Regions from separate parts of the Homo sapiens genome. Here region 1 is linked to region 2. Evidence: read pairs that join two places in POLR2A ChIA-PET (ENCODE). Cell type or tissue: GM12878. All regions are shown on one strand. Each heading gives the region's core, and the rest is flanking DNA. Links, peaks and the distances in the headings are about the cores only.

The links. ChIA-PET counts read pairs that join two places held together with the same protein. Peaks named below come from ENCODE experiments on the same cell type or tissue, not always from the same donor. Only the 100,000 strongest peaks of a DNase experiment are listed, where the experiment ranks them.
Region 1: POLR2A ChIA-PET joins it to region 2 with 7 read pairs; 7 of 35 experiments call an interaction of 5 or more read pairs at or near these places.

The regions. Positions count from the first base shown.
Region 1 is chr3:37,272,210-37,277,739 of GRCh38, forward strand. The region is part of intron 2 of GOLGA4 (golgin A4); the gene reads left to right. It also overlaps the pseudogene TCEA1P2. Among named protein-coding and RNA genes, the nearest start is that of GOLGA4-AS1, 31 kb to the left of the region's middle. In GM12878, for the core only: no CTCF peak of the experiment used is centred there; no DNase peak of the experiment used is centred there.
Region 2 is chr3:37,322,129-37,327,299 of GRCh38, forward strand. It overlaps GOLGA4 (golgin A4), which reads left to right. Exons shown (of 24, transcript NM_002078.5): 14 at 1,460-5,171. Among named protein-coding and RNA genes, the nearest start is that of APRG1, 56 kb to the right of the region's middle. RefSeq lists a silencer at 4,396-4,596. In GM12878, for the core only: no CTCF peak of the experiment used is centred there; no DNase peak of the experiment used is centred there; H3K27ac peaks cover 628 bases.

The DNA of each region.
Region 1 (5,530 bases), core at 277-5,276, 50 kb before region 2:
CATGAAACCCGTCCCTGGTGCCAAAAAGGTTGGAGACCACTACTCTAAAAGATAAAGATGGTTGGGCATGGTGGCTCACACTTGTAATCCCAGCATTTTGGGAAGCTGAGGAGGGCAGATCACCTGAGACCAGCCTGGGCAACATGGGGAAACCCTGTTTCTACAAAAAGTACAAAAATTAGCTGGACCTGGTAATGCACACCTGTAGTCCCAGCTACTGAGGAGGCTGAGGTGAGAGGATCCCTTGAGACTGGGAGCTTGAGGCTGTAGTCAGCTGTGAGCATGTCATTGCACTCCATCTTGGGCAATGGAGCAAGACCCTGTCTCAGAAAAAAAGGATTAAAAAATTTTAGCCACAATATTATTTATCACACCTAAAAATTAATAATTTCCTACCATCAAACTACTTAATCAATGTTCAAAAAGTAGAAAACACGTTTGCAAAACTGAGCACCTTTTTCACTTAAGAATAAGTTAGGTCAGATATTTGCCTTTCCTTGGTCAGCTCTAGACCAAGGGGAAATGCAAGATGTAACTACTGAAACATAGTGGTTGGCATTTGGTGGAATATTTTTGTTTAAAACATGGAAGTTATTTTATCATGAGTTACTTCTATAGTTCTAACTAATTTTAGTTAGACAATGTATTATAAATGCAGTGTAGAATTTTGAACCTCAAAGAATCTCATCTAGTATCATGAAATCTATGCCAGTATGATGTAATCAGTAGAATGTTGCTTAACTGGGAGCCTTTGGCATACCAACAGAACAGAACAAAACAAAAATCTTTCGCGTGTGGAAGAAGAGGTTTTTAAGTTCTTCTGAAAATTATCATTTCATTTAGATTGCTAACTTCAAATGAATGAGACATTACCGTTTCTTGCTATCAAGATATTTTTCAGAGCTTAGCCCAAATAATTTTGAGTATTATTTTATTGTAGGAAAAAATTGAAATTACTTCCTTTTCTGGATAGTTTTCTGTTTGAGTGAGATTTGTGCATTGATTCCCTGATGTTGATTTTTGTTATGGGGGAAAAACTGGGGACATAATGGGAAGAGGTATGTGACTAGCTTGAAATAGGTTTTTCTACATACTAATCTTTGCTATTGAGTTCTGTGTATTACAGCAAAATGAATTTTCTAAAATACTTACCATACTACAATAGTTTTGCCTTGCATGAAAACATTCTAATAAATGAACAATTACTAATTTTGTTTAATAGATAAATGTATCTGATAGGTCTTGGCACATGGGCTTTATTCTTAACAGTTTTAAACCTTTAGTTTTTTGTTCTTTTGCTTTACAATGTTTCTTTCTTTTTCTTAGAATGCATCTACTCATGCCTCGAAATCTCCTGACAGTGTTAATGGAAGTGAACCAAGCATTCCTCAGGTCTGTTACTAATTGTTATTTTAGAAAATAACAAGTCATTTCAGAGTGTTGGTCAGTCTGTGTTAATTATTAGCATCTGACTTTACATTGAAATGGTGATGTCCAAATATTCAGTACAGTATATATGGTAAACACAGGTTTGCTCATGGTTTCTTGGAAAAAGTTTTAAATGAAAGCAAGACTGTATTATTTCTCATTTTAAAAATTAATGCAAGGCCAGGCACTGTGGCTCCCGCCTGTCTGTAATCCCAGCACTTTGGGAGGCTGAGGTGGGCGGATCGCTTGAGGCCAAGAGTTCGAGACTAGCTTGGCCAACATGGCAAAACTCTGTCTCTACTAAAAATAGAAAAAGTCAGCCAGGAGTGGCGCATGCCTGAAATCCCAGCTACTTAGTTGGCTGAAGCGTGAGAATCGCTTGAACCCAGGAGGCATACGTTGTCATGAGCTGAGTTTGTGCCACTGCACTCCAGCCTGAGCAACAGAGTGAGGCTCTGTCTCAAAAAAAAAAAAAAAAAGATAATAATAATAATTATGAGAAAGTGAAAACTTTTTGAAAAACTGTGATCTGAGTTTATAGTTATAAAAGATCATGGAGGTAGCCATATTGAGAGACATACTGAGTTATATAAGGTGGAAGGGGAATATGAAGGAATGAGATCTTTTAAAGTATTCTCTACTTTAAAGTGTATTTTACTACTAGAGTTTAGGTTGTCCTTGATTTTAAAAAGTTATTTATAAAGAGGGGCTCAAGTCATTTTTTGTTTGAACCCCTCCAAAAAAGGAAGAAAAAAAAATCATTATGATAGCAGGCTGGGCGCAGTGGCTCATGCCTGTTATCCCAGCACTTTAGGAGGCTGAGGTAGGTGGATCGCTTGAGACCAGGAGTTCGAGACCAGCCCAGCCAACATAGTGAAACCCTGTCTCTACTAAAAAAATACAAAAATTAGCTGGGTGTGGTGGTGTGTGCCTGTAATCCCAGCTATTCAGGGGACTGAGGCATGTGAATTGCTTGAGCCTGGGAGTGGAGGCTGCAGTGAGCTGAGATTGTACCACTGCACTCCAGCTTGGATGACAGAGTGAGACCCTGTCTCAAGGAAAAAAAAAAAATTGTGATAGCAGTGTTGGAGATGAACATTTGCTGACTTTGGTTTTAGTGATGACTATTATCATCATCCTGGTTGTTCTTAGTAGTCCCTAATGTAAAATAGTATTATTTCTAATTCTGTGAACCCAGGGCATGAGTCTAGACAAGTTGATTTATGAGCTGAATGATTTGTGAACTAAATTACATAGACAAAACATTCGGAAGTATTGTCTAACAAATGTTTAGGGCCGGGTGCGGTGGCTCATGCCTGTAATCCCAGCACTTTGGGAGGCCGAGGTGGGTGGATCACAAGGTGAGGGGTTCGAGACCAGCCTAACCAACATGGTGAAACCCCGTCTCTACTAAAAATACAAAAAAAAATTAGCTGGGCGTGGTGGCGGGTACCTGTAATTCCAGCTACTCAGGAGGTTGAGGCAGGAGAATTGCTTGAACCCGGGAGGCGGAGGTTGCAGTGGGCCGAGATCACGCCACTGCACTCCAGCCTGGGCGACAGAGCGAGACTCCGTCTCAAAAAAAAAAAAAAAAAAAAAAAAAAGAAAAAAAAAACCCCAAAAAAACAAATGTTTAAATGAGCTTCCCAAACTCTGTGGACAGGTGTCTTGTGAGCTTAGATCCTCATAACTGTCAGTGAGGCTGGTCAGGTTGTGGGAACAGCCCAAGTCCCTGGGTCTGTTGACTCTAGTCTTGAGCAGCCACTCCAGTTAATCCCAAATTCTCTAGAAATACATAATTTTCTATAAGTGCCATGAAGTAGGGGTAAAATATTGGGAGGCATCAGTCTAAACAGCACTGTACAGAACATATCCAGTGATCTTTAAAGAATATCATTGGCCGCGGGCTTCGTTTGTGAGGAAGGGGGCCTAGGCCCGGGCCTGCGGTGGTGGGGGTTGCTGCGCGCCGGGGGTCGCTCCTGCTGTGTCTTCCGCTCCAGCTTCGCCCACTTCCCCTTGCCAGCGGGGTGGGCGCGGAGAAGACCTGCCGGAGCCATGGAGGACGAAGTGGTCCGCTTTGCCAAGAAGATGGACAAGATGGTGCAGAAGAAGAACGCGGCTGGAGCATTGGATTTGCTAAAGGAGCTTAAGAATATTCCTATGACCCTGGAATTACTGCAGTCCACAAGAATCGGAATGTCAGTTAATGCTATTCGCAAGCAGAGTACAGATGAGGAAGTTACATCTTTGGCAAAGTCTCTCATCAAATCCTGGAAAAAATTATTAGATGGGCCATCAACTGAGAAAGACCTTGACGAAAAGAAGAAAGAACCTGCAATTACATCGCAGAACAGCCCTGAGGCAAGAGAAGAAAGTACTTCCAGCGGCAATGTAAGCAACAGAAAGGATGAGACAAATGCTCGAGATACTTATGTTTCATCCTTTCCTCGGGCACCAAGCACTTCTGATTCTGTGCAGTTGAAGTGTAGGGAGATGCTTGCTGCAGCTCTTCGAACAGGGGATGACTACATTGCAATTGGAGCTGATGAGGAAGAATTAGGATCTCAAATTGAAGAAGCTATATATCAAGAAATAAGGAATACAGACATGAAATACAAAAATAGAGTACGAAGTAGGATATCAAATCTTAAAGATGCAAAAAATCCAAATTTAAGGAAAAATGTCCTCTGTGGGAATATTCCTCCTGACTTATTTGCTAGAATGACAGCAGAGGAAATGGCTAGTGATGAGCTGAAAGAGATGTGGAAAAACTTGACCAAAGAAGCCATCAGAGAGCATCAGATGGCCAAGACTGGTGGGACCCAGACTGACTTGTTCACATGTGGCAAATGTAAAAAGAAGAATTGCACTTACACACAGGTACAAACCCGTAGTGCTGATGAACCAGTGACAACATTTGTTGTCTGTAATGAATGTGGAAATCGATGGAAGTTCTGTTGAGTTGGAAGAATTGGCAAAATATCTGGACCATTAAGAAAACGGATTTTGTAACTAGCTTTAAACTAGGCCAAGCAACTAGTTTTCCTGCAAATCAAATTTTTAAAGCAACTTGAGTTAGACTTTGTTTTTGACCTAACATCCCTTCCTTAAATGCCTTCTGTAGTTTCAGATCAGTAGGGAGACCATATAATAATTGTATGGTACCTGTTTCAAAACATATTTTTTCTGTTTTTATAAGTAAGTTGATATTAATTAAACTCTTGGCAATATTTCTTCTTTCTTAAAGGAAAATACACCTTAACTTTTTTTCTTTTACACTGTGAAACATACACAGTAGAAATTCTGTTACTCTCTGTTATTAATACATAAATGAAAATACTTTTTTTTCCATATTGGCATGTAGCTACAAATATTAAAGGAGGAGAAAAGGTAATATAATTTTAGGTTTACCAAATATGGTGTGTATTCAAATAATACTTGACCAGCTTATCTAAAATGTACATAATTTTGAGGTAGCTTATGAATTTGATTTTAATTATTATGTTCACAAGCTTGGAATATTAGATATTATTTTGCATCTGTAACTAACCGTGATCATCATCTCTTGTAATTTCTTGTACATGTATATTACTTGTTCTTAATAGATTTTTGGAAACAAGACTTTATTGAGATCAGTTTGGTTTTCCTGTTAATTTACCTGTTTGACTTTATAATGTGTTTTAGTTTTGCAGAAGAACACTGTTGTAGTTTAGAAGGCTTTTCATAAATCCCCTCATAGGCAAAGATGAGAACTTCCCACTATTTTTTTCCCCTCTTAGGAAGACATACTGGAAAGAAAATGTTTAGCATCTTAGTGTAGTATAGCTATTGTAAACAGTTCATGACTAGATTTTGATTCGGAAATCTATACTGACCAAGGATTAATCTTAAGGACTGTATAATTCATTAAAGCGGTGGTCTTTCCATGTGGAGACTGATAGAAAATAATTTTGTCCCAAGTCTTATTTGCTGACTTTTTCTGTCAATGAGTGAGATTGTTGAACAAACTGAATATATGGGCTATAGCAAGTAGCTTTACAGTACAGATCTTACAATTAAGTTTTGCTTTTGTTAAAGTGTGTACCATTTTTTCTGTTTGGAG
Region 2 (5,171 bases), core at 172-5,171:
GCTTTTCACTGACCCTGCAGCATCTCCATTGCATACTCACCCTTGATGTCTAGGAAGTGGGCTCATTTTGTAGGCAATACTTGCCCTGGCACCTTTCTGCTTGTCCAGGTTTATCTTATGCCATGTCCTGAACGTAATCCAGCCTCTGCTTATATCACAGTTTAATTACACTAGTGTGTGGCTTTTGCATTTGGTTTCCCCAGTTTTTCCATACTAAACATAGTCCCGTAATGAACATATTTGTGTGTATGTCCCAGAGTGTACGTTTTTTTAAAGGCCCTGTCTGATCCTTTCCTTAGCAGTATTTGAAATGTACAACCTATTTTGAAAACTAACTGATGTTTAGACTTGTTAGCTTTTTTGCTCTGATTTAGATAGTAAAACAGTCATACTTCTTACTCATAGTTCTAAACCATGCTTAATTTTTCCATCACTAACACTTGCAAAAGGTTCCATGGTGGGTGAAATGGACACTTAGGAGGCCTAGATCTTCCACTTGTTAGATTTTTAAATTAATTGTACTTTAATTTCGTCACCTGTCACATGAAGAGATTAGATTCAGTAATTCCTTAGGACCCTAGGACCTTTCCAGCTCTGACATTCTGTGGCTCTGCCTTATTTAACTCCTTCAGAGTCAAAATTACATTTTCATGAGATAATAATAATCTTTGTTAAAATTCATATAAGTTCCTTCTTTATGAAAAAAAAAAGAACCTTCCAAATGATAATTTTGAAGGTGGAAAAATCATACATTCTTTTTCTTCTAAAATTATGAGAATAATAAAATACTATGTAGGCCTTAAAAATTGGAAAAAACCCCAATCTTCCTACCAGAAGTTACTGTTATGAATTTTATGGTTTATTTCTTTTTACTATCCAGTTAAAGTATTATTGAAAATGTAGGTAGCTGAAAAGGTTCCCCAAGTAAATAGAAAGAATCTGAAAGTATGAGTTGGGTTAAACATGTAATCTTTTCTTTCCTTTTGTCTTTTTTTTTTTTTTTTTTTTTTTCCAAGACAGAGGAGTCTCGCTTTGTTGCCCAGGCTGGAGTGTAGTGGCATGATCTCGGCTCACTGCAGCCTCTGCCTCCTGGGTTCAAGGGATTCCCCAACCTCAGCCTCCCGAGTAGCTGGGACTACAGCCGCATGCTACCATGCCCGGCTAATTTTTGTATGTTTTGGTAGAGACAGGGCTTTGCCATGTTGGTCAGGCTGGGTCTCAAACTCCCGGCTTCAAGTGATCTGCTCACCTCGGCCTCCCAAACTGTTGGACTGTGCCTTGCCATAATCTTTTCTTTGTTATATGATTCCTTTAGTAATTGAGCATAGATTCTTTGTCTTTTCTAGTGTTTGGTATGATAATTTTGATCTTCAGGTAGGTGGTAGACATCATGTCTGTGTATCATTGTTAGTAGACAAGTACGTACTTTAATAAAAATGCATCTGTTTTTAATTAACAGAGAATTCTTGAATTGGAAAGTTCTTTGGAAAAAAGCTTACAAGAAAACAAAAATCAGTCAAAAGATTTGGCTGTTCATCTGGAAGCTGAAAAAAATAAGCACAATAAGGAGATTACAGTCATGGTTGAAAAACACAAGACAGAATTGGAAAGCCTTAAGCATCAGCAGGATGCCCTTTGGACTGAAAAACTCCAAGTCTTAAAGCAACAATATCAGACTGAAATGGAAAAACTTAGGGAAAAGTGTGAACAAGAAAAAGAAACATTGTTGAAAGACAAAGAGATTATCTTCCAGGCCCACATAGAAGAAATGAATGAAAAGACTTTAGAAAAGCTTGATGTGAAGCAAACAGAACTAGAATCATTATCTTCTGAACTGTCAGAAGTATTAAAAGCCCGTCACAAACTAGAAGAGGAACTTTCTGTTCTGAAAGATCAAACAGATAAAATGAAGCAGGAATTAGAGGCCAAGATGGATGAACAGAAAAATCATCACCAGCAGCAAGTTGACAGTATCATTAAAGAACACGAGGTATCTATCCAGAGGACTGAGAAGGCATTAAAAGATCAAATTAATCAACTTGAGCTTCTCTTGAAGGAAAGGGACAAGCATTTGAAAGAGCATCAGGCTCATGTAGAAAATTTAGAGGCAGATATTAAAAGGTCTGAAGGGGAACTCCAGCAGGCATCTGCTAAGCTGGACGTTTTTCAGTCTTACCAGAGTGCCACACATGAGCAGACAAAAGCATATGAGGAACAGTTGGCCCAATTGCAGCAGAAGTTGTTGGATTTGGAAACAGAAAGAATTCTTCTTACCAAACAGGTTGCTGAAGTTGAAGCACAAAAGAAAGATGTTTGTACTGAGTTAGATGCTCACAAAATCCAGGTGCAGGACTTAATGCAGCAACTTGAAAAACAAAATAGTGAAATGGAGCAAAAAGTAAAATCTTTAACCCAAGTCTATGAGTCCAAACTTGAAGATGGTAACAAAGAACAGGAACAGACAAAGCAAATCTTGGTGGAAAAGGAAAATATGATTTTACAAATGAGAGAAGGACAGAAGAAAGAAATTGAGATACTCACACAGAAATTGTCAGCCAAGGAGGACAGTATTCATATTTTGAATGAGGAATATGAAACCAAATTTAAAAACCAAGAAAAAAAGATGGAAAAAGTTAAGCAGAAAGCAAAGGAGATGCAAGAAACGTTAAAGAAAAAATTACTGGATCAGGAAGCCAAACTTAAGAAAGAGCTTGAAAATACTGCTCTAGAGCTTAGTCAGAAAGAAAAACAGTTTAATGCCAAAATGCTGGAAATGGCACAGGCTAACTCAGCTGGAATCAGTGATGCAGTGTCAAGACTGGAAACAAACCAAAAAGAACAAATAGAAAGTCTTACTGAGGTTCATCGACGAGAACTCAATGATGTCATATCAATCTGGGAAAAGAAACTTAATCAGCAAGCTGAAGAACTTCAGGAAATACATGAAATCCAATTACAGGAAAAAGAACAAGAGGTAGCAGAACTGAAACAAAAGATCCTCCTATTTGGGTGTGAAAAAGAAGAGATGAACAAGGAAATAACATGGCTGAAGGAAGAAGGTGTTAAGCAGGATACAACATTAAATGAATTACAGGAACAGTTAAAGCAGAAGTCTGCCCATGTGAATTCTCTTGCACAAGATGAAACTAAACTGAAAGCTCATCTTGAAAAGCTAGAGGTTGACTTGAATAAGTCTCTGAAGGAAAATACTTTTCTTCAAGAGCAGCTAGTTGAACTGAAGATGCTGGCAGAAGAAGATAAGCGGAAGGTTTCTGAGTTGACTAGCAAGTTGAAAACCACAGATGAAGAATTCCAGAGTTTGAAATCTTCACATGAAAAAAGTAACAAAAGCCTAGAGGACAAGAGCTTGGAATTTAAAAAACTGTCTGAGGAACTAGCGATTCAGCTAGATATTTGCTGTAAGAAAACCGAAGCCTTATTAGAAGCTAAAACAAATGAGCTAATCAACATTAGTAGTAGTAAAACTAATGCCATTCTTTCTAGGATTTCTCATTGTCAGCACCGTACAACTAAAGTTAAGGAGGCACTGTTAATTAAAACTTGCACAGTTTCTGAATTAGAAGCACAACTTAGACAGTTGACAGAGGAGCAAAATACACTAAATATTTCTTTTCAACAGGCTACTCATCAGTTAGAAGAAAAAGAAAATCAAATTAAGAGCATGAAGGCTGATATTGAAAGTCTTGTAACAGAAAAAGAAGCCTTACAGAAGGAAGGAGGCAATCAGCAACAGGCTGCTTCTGAAAAGGAGTCTTGTATAACACAGTTGAAGAAAGAGTTATCTGAAAACATCAATGCTGTCACATTGATGAAAGAAGAGCTTAAAGAAAAAAAAGTTGAGATTAGCAGTCTTAGTAAACAACTAACTGATTTGAATGTTCAGCTTCAAAATAGCATCAGCCTATCCGAAAAAGAAGCAGCCATTTCATCACTAAGAAAGCAGTATGATGAAGAAAAATGTGAATTGCTGGATCAGGTGCAAGATTTATCTTTTAAAGTTGACACTCTGAGTAAAGAGAAAATTTCTGCTCTTGAGCAGGTAGATGACTGGTCCAATAAATTCTCAGAATGGAAGAAGAAAGCACAGTCAAGATTTACACAGCATCAAAACACTGTTAAAGAATTGCAGATCCAGCTTGAGTTAAAATCAAAGGAAGCTTATGAAAAGGATGAGCAGATAAATTTATTGAAGGAAGAGCTTGATCAGCAAAATAAAAGATTTGATTGTTTAAAGGGTGAAATGGAAGACGACAAGAGCAAGATGGAGAAAAAGGAGTCTAATTTAGAAACAGAGTTAAAGTCTCAAACAGCAAGAATTATGGAATTAGAGGACCATATTACCCAGAAAACTATTGAAATAGAGTCCTTAAATGAAGTTCTTAAAAATTACAATCAACAAAAGGATATTGAACACAAAGAATTGGTTCAGAAACTTCAACATTTTCAAGAGTTAGGAGAAGAAAAGGACAACAGGGTTAAAGAAGCTGAAGAAAAAATCTTAACACTTGAAAACCAAGTTTATTCCATGAAAGCTGAACTTGAAACTAAGAAGAAAGAATTAGAACATGTGAATTTAAGTGTGAAAAGCAAAGAGGAGGAGTTAAAGGCATTGGAAGATAGGCTTGAGTCAGAAAGTGCTGCAAAATTAGCAGAGTTGAAGAGAAAAGCTGAACAAAAAATTGCTGCCATTAAGAAGCAGTTGTTATCTCAAATGGAAGAGAAAGAAGAACAGTATAAAAAAGGTACAGAAAGCCATTTGAGTGAGCTAAATACAAAATTGCAGGAAAGAGAAAGGGAAGTTCACATCTTGGAAGAAAAACTTAAGTCAGTGGAAAGTTCACAGTCAGAAACATTAATTGTACCCAGATCAGCAAAAAATGTGGCAGCATATACTGAACAAGAAGAAGCAGATTCCCAAGGCTGTGTGCAGAAGACATATGAAGAAAAAATCAGTGTTTTACAAAGAAACTTAACTGAAAAAGAAAAGCTATTGCAGAGGGTAGGGCAGGAAAAAGAAGAGACAGTTTCTTCTCATTTTGAAATGCGATGCCAATACCAGGAGCGCTTAATAAAGCTAGAACATGCTGAGGCAAAGCAACATGAAGATCAAAGTATGATAGGTCATCTTCAAGAGGAGCTTGAAGAAAAAA